3 separate regions of the Homo sapiens genome follow, and regions 1 and 2 are each linked to region 3. A link is a contact called in ENCODE Hi-C or POLR2A ChIA-PET data. All regions are on one chromosome and are shown on one strand. The core of a region is the stretch at or near the end of the contact, and the rest is flanking DNA. Distances in the headings are between cores, read along the strand shown.

Evidence for each region. A loop is a pair of places that touch in the nucleus more often than their neighbours do. ChIA-PET counts read pairs that join two places held with the same protein, here RNA polymerase II (POLR2A). Pooled maps may share reads with other maps.
Region 1: a map of A673 shows a loop between it and region 3 (2.0-fold over the local background). The contact joins two enhancer-like sites. A Hi-C loop is called at or near these places in 4 of 168 maps with a recorded cell type or tissue (A673, PC-9, esophagus muscularis mucosa and 1 more), 1 of 37 single-sample maps with no recorded cell type and 1 of 50 pooled maps. POLR2A ChIA-PET finds 5 or more read pairs at or near these places in 5 of 52 experiments (MCF 10A, T-cell, WTC11 and 1 more).
Region 2: a map of PC-9 shows a loop between it and region 3 (3-fold over the local background). The contact joins two enhancer-like sites. A Hi-C loop is called at or near these places in 1 of 168 maps with a recorded cell type or tissue (PC-9). POLR2A ChIA-PET finds 5 or more read pairs at or near these places in 5 of 52 experiments (A673, H1, Panc1 and 1 more).

Annotation. Positions count from the first base shown.
Region 1 is chr11:46,098,656-46,101,589 of GRCh38, forward strand. All of the region lies in intron 1 of PHF21A (PHD finger protein 21A), which reads right to left. Among named protein-coding and RNA genes, the nearest start is that of PHF21A, 21 kb to the right of the region's middle. Within about 2 kb of position 1,369, at least 5 of the 41 ENCODE cell types and tissues checked have a DNase peak (open chromatin) inside an H3K27ac peak, as active enhancers do; they include A673, where a contact is called at or near this core.
Region 2 is chr11:45,992,255-45,995,125 of GRCh38, forward strand. All of the region lies in intron 6 of PHF21A (PHD finger protein 21A), which reads right to left. Among named protein-coding and RNA genes, the nearest start is that of LARGE2, 71 kb to the left of the region's middle. RefSeq lists a silencer at 1,532-1,713 and an enhancer at 2,154-2,699. Within about 2 kb of position 1,362, at least 9 of the 41 ENCODE cell types and tissues checked have a DNase peak (open chromatin) inside an H3K27ac peak, as active enhancers do.
Region 3 is chr11:46,048,910-46,052,238 of GRCh38, forward strand. The region is part of intron 6 of PHF21A (PHD finger protein 21A); the gene reads right to left. Among named protein-coding and RNA genes, the nearest start is that of PHF21A, 71 kb to the right of the region's middle. Within about 2 kb of position 1,487, at least 6 of the 41 ENCODE cell types and tissues checked have a DNase peak (open chromatin) inside an H3K27ac peak, as active enhancers do; they include A673, where a contact is called at or near this core.

The DNA.
Region 1 (2,934 bases), core at 119-2,618, 50 kb after region 3:
CCCAAGACAACTCAAACTCTATCTTAATAATCAGTTAACCTCAGGACTAAAACTCTTGTCATTAACAACAAAAAAACAACTCAGGTATCTATAAGGCATTATAAAAGAGTTTGAGCTTATTTTGGTGTACAGGGATTTAAGGAAGTGCCTCCTATTAACACTAATGGGAGTTCTGGGTGTAAACCATAAGCACCAAGGAGGAGGATCAACGCCCAGCACTGCATCTGTGAGAACCCTTTCTATTGCACTAACTGTAACTACTGGGAGTTGTTCGCTCAGAAATGGGATAATAGACCCAAATTCCTATGTCTCTAAAGCACAAGATAATTCAAATAAAAGTCACTAAGAAAGGTCAATGCTAGATACCAGATTTTAAAAATAAACAAGAAGAAGTTAAACTAAAAGAACAACACATTAAGAAAATTTTATAAAATAGCATCAACATACACAGAAGAAATTAGTGAATTGCTAGAGAAAAATATCTCACACAAAAATAAATTCAACAAGATTAAAACAACCAAATTTTAAAAAATTAAAGCACAGTAAACCCAACTATAGCCAGAAGCTTATCCAGAGAAACACATGCACACAAAACAAAACTCAACTCCTCCCTGATGGAGCCCTCAGTATACTACAGTCCTTGCTTTAAACACAGAAGAAAACTCCTGCTGCATCGATAGCCAAGAATAATCAGAGTACTTCCAGATAAATGGACAGTGATCACAAGCTGCCGAGGATGAGCAAAACTAACTAAATAAAAATTATAGCACCTTATTGTGTTCCATCCTGCCTCACTTCTCAATATAGCACTGCTGTACTCACTAGGCTGGAAAATGAGCAGGTGCCTTTCAGGCTATAGAAAAATTAGACACACACACACACACACACACACACACACACACACACACCCTAAACACAAACACAAACACAAAGGGAATGATACTCTTTCACTTGAAGGGGCTTAAAAAATGCAAGGCTTTGCTGCAGGCCTAGAAAACTCAGAGTAGGCCTTACCGAAGAAGTGAGAAAAAAGCCAAGCTTTATTCCAAATCCACATTTCAAGCACTAAAAGAATTAACATTTATTTCAGTTAAAAGGTTTTGGCAACAATCCATTTTTTAAAAAGGAAAGAGAAATTAAGATTTTCCCTGTTTCCAGCCTGAAAGAAAATTAGAATCTCTTCTCTCTGACTATACAGGTTTAGCTCCACAACACAAATAAAAAAGAACCCTGACTTTAGGCCTAAAAACTAAAAATGGTTCCATACAATTTACATTTTTTAAAAAATCTTTGTAGTCCAACATATTGATCCTTTCTCACCACTGCTATCCTTAATGAACATTTATCTTTTTATCAGTACTTTGAAATGTCAATGAGAAGTGGAAACAGCTACAATACACTGGGAATTTTAACTTTTGAAACAAAAACCACAAAGAAACAGGAGTCTGAAACATGCCTCAATCACGCTGATAAGTAAGTAGTCCTAAAACTTGAAAGTGAAAGCAATACAGACCTCAAAAAGAAGTTGTTTGCTTGATATTAATGCTAGCCTTTAAGACCAAAAATATGTTATGTTACAGAAGACTGAAATCAGGGCTTCCATTAACCTTGTTTAAAAAAAAAAAAATCCCATGAGCATGGACTTTTTTCCTAAGTCTCTTCATCAGAGCAGCATGGGGTCCCATTAGGCACCCTATTTTACTTCCACCTTATAAATAACGTTAGCTATTTGCTATTTCCATGGAAACCAAGTAGAGAGAAACCCACTTAAATGAATACCGGTTAAAAGAATAAGTTTTATTTTAGAAAGGTTTTGCTGCTATAGGCGAACTCTTCTGGGGAATACCACAAAGTCTTCTTAAGTATAATTTTTAAAATATATATCTTTGGTGTAGAGGGAACTTATTAAAGGTCCTGTTAAGTAAGTATACTCCTTGCACTAAATGATAGATGCCAAATAACATCATAACATTAAAGACACATTTTCAATGCACAGGGGTTTACATGCACAACTTTCACTGACTATGCTTCCCCATGCATTGAGATGGAATAATTACACCTGTGGGTCTAATTTAAACTAATGCAACCAAATAAATTCAGAAATAAGTCTACCATTACCTTGTAGTGACTCCTAATGAACACGCCCCACAACTGCAGACATATGTACAACTTACAGTGCAAAGAAGAGCAAACAAGGGAGCACATAGCAAGTTTCTAACCACTGTTACCACGTCTAAAGATAGCAGGTAGTCAAAAGTCCCTCCTTGACAAACCATTTTATAAGTGAAACAAGCATTCCTTAACCAATACACACATTTGGGTTAAATAGAAATAGAATATGCACAAGAAGGAAGTGCGGAACAAGACTTGTGACCTGCAACTTTAAGCTGACTTATATATTGTCCTGCTTATGCTAAGAAATGGTGGTCCATACAACCATCACAGACAGGAAAGTGTACATAAAATAAAATGCAACTCCTAAGAACACAAGCTCAAAACTAATAATCTCAGAACTTCTAAAAGCAGGAGTAAGAAAAGCTAAAATCTGTCCAGCAGGCATCGTTCTTCACTAAGTTAGTGGTGGCTCAGACATCTTCAGTAAGTTAAAAGACAAATGAAAATATTATCCTAAAAGGGATTACCAGTATTAAACTAACAATGTATGAAAAGAACATTCTCATACACATTTTTCCTTTGAGTATACCAATGTATCTAACTGTAGTGCATGTTTTGAAAACACAAAGTTACTTTCCTGTTATGTTTTACACACTATAAATAAAGATTGGCAAAATGCTGGTAATTGTTAGTTAGGGAATAGGTACGTGGGGTTATATTATTCACTCTATTTTTATAAATGTTTTTAAATTTCCATAAGAAGAAGTTATTTAAAATCCTATAAAGGCTCTTGTCTCAAATGTTTTTCTCTAAGTATAA
Region 2 (2,871 bases), core at 112-2,611, 57 kb before region 3:
CGGCATGGTGGCTCATGCTTGTAATCCTAGCACTTTGGGAGGCTGAGGCGGGCAGATCATGAGGTCAGGAGATCAAGACCATCCTGGCTAACATGGTGAAACCCCGTCTATACTAAAAATACAAAAAAAAAAAAAATTAGCCAGGCATGGTGGCGGGCGCCTGTAGTCCCAGCTACTCGGGAGGCTGAGGCAGGAGAATGGCGTGAACCCAGGAGGCAGAGCTTGCAGTGAGCTGAGATCGCGCCACTGCACTCCAGCCTGAGCGCTGGGTGACAGAGCGAGACTCCGTCTCAAAAAAGAAAATTTTTTGACATCACAAGGTGAACCAAAAATGATTTTAGATAACCAGAAAATTCAAATGGCCTTCTGACTAATCAAAATTTTATCATAATGGAAGAGCTGGGATGTGACTTTAGTGGGAAAATGCATAGACAAAAGGCAAGTTATATGAATGAGTTCTGAGAATATGCTAAGATAAAATATCTGAAGACACAGGGAAACACACAACTATATACAAAATATAACAGTGGAAATGAAAATGGTAGTAATACGTTTCATAATGGTGCCTACTTTATCAAAACAGCTTAAAGTACCTTACATATAATTTAACCCCTGTCACATAAGACTGACACAAGGATAAACTGAAATCCGTTCCTCTACCACTGAACCGCAGCTACCTCAAGTGGTGGAGAAAGCAGTTGTTTAAAGAGCTGTAGAGTAGAGGTCAGAAAACTGAAAACTACCTTGCTGAAGCTATCTAGGGAATTACAGTAAGCAAAATGTAATAATCTCACTTGGAATCCAACCAGAACACTGAAACTAACATCTTTTACATTTAACTGGTTCTCATTTCTGAGTACTCTGATTTTTCAAAATCATTTAATTTACATGATTAAGAAAAAACAATTCATGTTATAAACATACGACTATTTAATAATTTTTCAAGAATCTTACTTTCTGAGTAGACCCTAAATGAAAAATGATGGTACTATTTTCCACAAATATTTCCCTAATGATGTGATTTTTCTGTGTGCTTGTGTGTATAAGTAATCACATATTTACACAGCACTTTACGATTGTAAATTTTGAAACCCTCTTATCAAATAAGACTCTCAGAACTGTGCAGGGCTAATTATGTTAACTGTCATTGATTCAGATGGGGAGAGTGAGGCACATGGTGATGGGTGACCAATCAAAAGTTACACAGTTCTGTGATAGTAAAACTGGGACTAGAATATGGAATCCCTGCCCTCTGGAAAACTAGTTTGAATGAAGCTCTGTTCACTAACAAAAAGCTGGAGCTCATTTTTCTGAGCCAACTTTTCTGGGGCTCACAGGAGGTTGGGTGGCATCCAAGCAGACTGACTGAATGCAGAGTACACTAGTATGGGGAGCTGGGCCAACAGGGAGAGATGTCCCTTTCTGGTCATATTCTCTAGATACAGTCAACTGCCAGGAAACAGAGTCAGGCTGTTGAGATCCAAGGAAGTAGAGTAACCTACACAATAAATTGAAAGGGCCAAGCAGGAGAGGAGCCAGTGGATGCAGTGATGCTGGGAAACGGGACGGTCAGAGATGAGGCTCGGGCAGCTGGCGAGATAGCTCTGGAGCCTGTTACACCGACAGTGCCTATCTGAGATGAATTTCCTAGAAACTGCTCTAAGTACTTGGAAAGGCTGGGAACGTTCCTAAAGGGACTGGGCAGGGCTAGATAACTTGCTTCAAAGTGCCAGGGAGACTGTACTTCTGTCATCCAAGACAGTCTCTTTGGCAGGGCAGCTGAGCAGGGATAAATGCTGGAGCCAACCCAACAAGAATGATATACTTCCTCGTCTACATAGTATGATGGACAATTTTAAGATTCTGTTGCTAACCTTACAGCCTCAAGCCAAAAACTTCAATTCTGGAATAATGACTTCAATTTTAAAAATGGAATGGACACTGGCAACATTTAGACTGGGTAAAGTGTTGGGCTCTGGTGGGTTTTTAAAGTAAATCATAGCAAACTTTACTTACCATCCACTAAAGCTGGATTTAAAAATTTGATTCACTAACAGATTTATCTTACTGCCATAAAAATTATGTAGCTATTTGTCTTTTGAAATAGAGCTCAGATAATCAAAACCCATATGCAAAGGGGCTGCGGAAATACCATTACAAACCACACAGAGAGGTTTTAAAACCAGCCTCCCTGCTTTCAGAGCTGCTACTAGGAATCCTGGCTGCCCCTCCTCCACGTATCAGGCAAGACCAGGGCTCAGTCAGTAAGACTGCTGTGTAAGTGACGCAGCCATCACTTCTGCTTAGTCTCCACAGGCCTAATGTATGTGATGCTGAATTTACTTATCTCAGTAGGCAGCACAGCCTCACCAAGAGTGGTTATGTTTTAGGCTTTGTAAGAACAAGATGTCAGGGGTTTTGCTGTTGCATCATTCTGCAACACCTTATTTCAACTCTGTGCTGAGCTGGCAAAAGCTCTAAATCAACCCAGCTCTGCAACCCAGCTCGCTTAGCTTACCCTTCAGATGTTCCAGTAGTAGGACGACTTTGCAATATTCACTGGCAACGTGACACACTAGTAACAGTTTGTCTAGTCATCACACGCTTTGAATGTCTCCCTGGTATTTCTCTGTCCTTGTCCCTCTGTGCTGCATTTTCCTTACTAAATATTTCTGATAATATTTTCAACCAAAGGACGTAAGAATCTAACTCCATCTTGAGCCCACAGAAATGTGTATAATCTCTGTGCTATATGCAGACCTGGGAGAAAGACCTAATTGTCAGACTGTACCTAAGCGTCCTAGAGTCTACTCTGCTTAGATGTTGAGAATGAGAAGAGACAATTATTTCCATCCCCTTTATAAGAATACA
Region 3 (3,329 bases), core at 237-2,736:
TTTTTCAAGTGGCTGTAACATTTTACATTCCCACCAGCAATGTCTGAGGAATAGATAATTGAAGCTAGACCACAGAAGGGAGACTATTAACTAGCTGTCTGTTAGGGAATGGCTAAACTAGCTCTGCAGAATGACAGCTTGTGTTACTGACAACAGGGATGACAATGCTTCACACCAAGTTTTAGAAAGGAGAGATTATCATTGTTGGGGCATTTTCCTCCTTTTCTCCCCACTTGCCTAGGCCTGGTCCAGGCCAAGGCAATATAAACAGCTTTTTACACACAAACTAATGTTGTTCCCATCTCTAAGAGAAAGTAATACAGAACTGTCAGAGCCAGGCTTTAAAAAGTCCTCTATCATTTCTCAAATCCTGATAGTAAGGTATGTTGTCCTTCTGAGTCTCCATAATTGCTGTATAAAAGTTATGAAATTTCTTATGCCCTCACCATTCCTTTTGATCCATTAGGTTGAACCCGGCCCAAATACATACGTTCAGTAGGTCAAGCATAGGCTAGCTTCAACACAGTGTATTCCTGTACAGTGGCATCTGCAAGCCAAATAGAACTGGTAGAGGGAAACAGATGGCTTCTAAAAGGGGAAGAGAAGAAAAACAGAAGGTCAGGTAGAAGAGGGTGTGGCGGGGGAAGGAGGGATAGAAAGAGGATAGGAGAAAGGAGAAGCATATTTCTGGTTTTGCTCTTCCCACCTGTCACAGCACTCTCCTTGCTGGTTGCCAGCATGCTCCCTTGCAAACACAGCTGCAAGTGACAAAGAGCAGCCGCTGTCCTACTCAGGGGGTCCCCTCCACGTTCCATATTGTAAACTATACTGAAATGCCAATTGCATACAAGAAAGGGAATTACACACCCATTAGAGTCACGAATAGCAAACTGCTGTCTATATCCAACAAATTAGCACTGAGAACCATAGGTTCCTAAAAACAACGTTAAGACTATCCAGCAAACAGTAAAAAGCAACAGAATCAAGAGATTAAGTACTAAAAAATGTGGCTTATTTTAATTTTGTATATTTGTCAGACCTGTGATTAACTCAATCAAAGTAGGACCATATTCTATCATATATTTCATGTAGTCACCACATGTTCAATTTGCTGTAGGGCTCTGCTCTTATGCAATTAAAAGAAAATTAGCAAGTCTTTCCCCAGCAGAGTTAGCGATTGCCACTAGGGATTGCCACTGAAAGGAAATGCTTCACGCCAAGTTTTAGAAAGAAGAGATACTAGCTGTTGGGACATTTGCCTCCTTTTTTCCCCCCTTAATTTGGCCTAGGCCAAAGCTACAGTAAAGGGAACATAAGCAGCTTTTTTACACACAGACTAATGTTGCCAGCAGCATTCCAGTGTCCTTGCTCACGGCAGGAGAAAGGCATAGGGACTAATACCACTGGGTCTTGTTGAAGAAAAGTGGCCGGCTTACTTTGATCAACTGAGTGGTGTGCTGATCAGTGTGATTTCCCTGTTCTGCTGACTGTGAGCATGTTGGGGAGAGCAGGAGAGCTGGCTTTTGAGAGGCCCATGCAGGGAGGCAAATTCCATAGCTGCCGAATCACAGAAAGCAACAAGAAATAAAAGAGGGCTGAACTGGAAGCAGACACCTTAATTCTGCCAGCATGTTACTTACTGATATAAGCATCTCTGGGAGGGGAATGAAGTAGGTACTTCTATAATTTTAATTCATCAATTGCAGTACTATACATAAAACTATTAAGCACAATGTTCAAGAGCATAGTCCAAGATCCTGAAACTATAATTTACAATTTTTAATTACTTCAATTTGATGGAGAAGAGAAAGAATGGGAATTAATAAGATTTTTAAAAATTAAAATTGAGGAAACAGGAACACATCAGCCTATGTGGCTCTTGGCATTGTTCGAGACAAAGGAAGTATGTCCAGCAACTGAGTATGTGTGCAGGACTACAGCTATGGCATACACCCCTCTCTACTATTTGCCAGAGAGGCAGCTGCTGGATTAACATGAGTTAATCTGCTTGTATGCTACACAGATTTTTTTCTAGTAAATTGCAAAAATTTACCTAAAGATAAATATAGCAGTCTCCGAGTTCTCTGTGCCATTCAGCTGCTGCTGAGAAACACTTCTGTTATCTTAAATTTCATCAGCAGATTGTACTCCTTCCTGGGAAACAGCAGCAAAAAGTAGCTTTCTAAAAGCATAGTTAGTCTCTCTGAGGTAAAATACACCACATTTAAATGGCTTCTTCCAAAAAGGATAACTTTCCACCTTTCAAGTTTTAATTCTTGATAAATAAAGTATGTGGTTTCTTATACTAGATCTAATCATTGCTGCTTTAAAGAGTAAATAGTCAATTGCAAATTGAGCAAATTGCTTTGGCTATCCTAGTACCAGAAATGAAATGGATTAGGTCAGCAGGTGGCATGTCATTTCAGTGCTGCCTGGGGGCCCAAAATACAGTTAGGTCATTTTTATTCTTGTGACAGCCGGAATGAAAACCAGAGCATTTACCATTACCTCCCACCTCCATTCTCATACCATCTTGGGCACAAAAGAGTTTACTAGGCCTTCATTTCCAGTGTCCAGACTCCTTCTGGGGCCTCGAGAGATAAATGGGTTGAAATTGCCTAAGGAAACCTCAAACAGAGTACTCTAACTTTGGTCTTCAGAAACACAAAGCTTCTTGTCTACACAAGAAAAACTGAGTTCTCATTAACCAGCTGTTTTTAAGCATGCCAATGTGCAATTCCATTCTGTAGTACTTTCCTTGAAGGAAGAGAATGGTCATCATGCCTCAACTCAAGGGGGTGAGGACACTGGTCTCTGCTACCACGAAGGAAGATATTAGAGGAAGACAAAGGATTGGATGAAGGAATGGACTTAAGCTAAGAAGCAGAAACAAAGGTGATGGGGGTGGGGAAACATGCAGAAGAAGAAAAGATAAACTGGGACAAAAATTCTTCTGTACAGAAACCAGGAGCCTCTTGCAATGGTTGGAACAGTTAAAATATCCAAAAATAGCTTTTCTATCAAGCCTTCTTTCCCCCATATGTGTTTCAAACTACTAGTAGAATTCCAAATATAAGGTAGCCTCCCAAAGTTTACTCCTATGAAAACAGTCAAAGGAATAGTCAATAGTCAAGGTTGAGATGATCCAGGAGTAGCATATGACCCAGGCCTAATGAGGGGACTCCAGTTCCCTGGCCACAAAAGGATGACTGATTCAAGAATGGACCTAAAACTTGTGCCCATGCTCTATGCTGGTACTTCCAGGAAAAAACAAACAAATAAAAAAAACTTTCCCTCTTCAATGGAGTTGATTAAATGGCAGGCTGTAA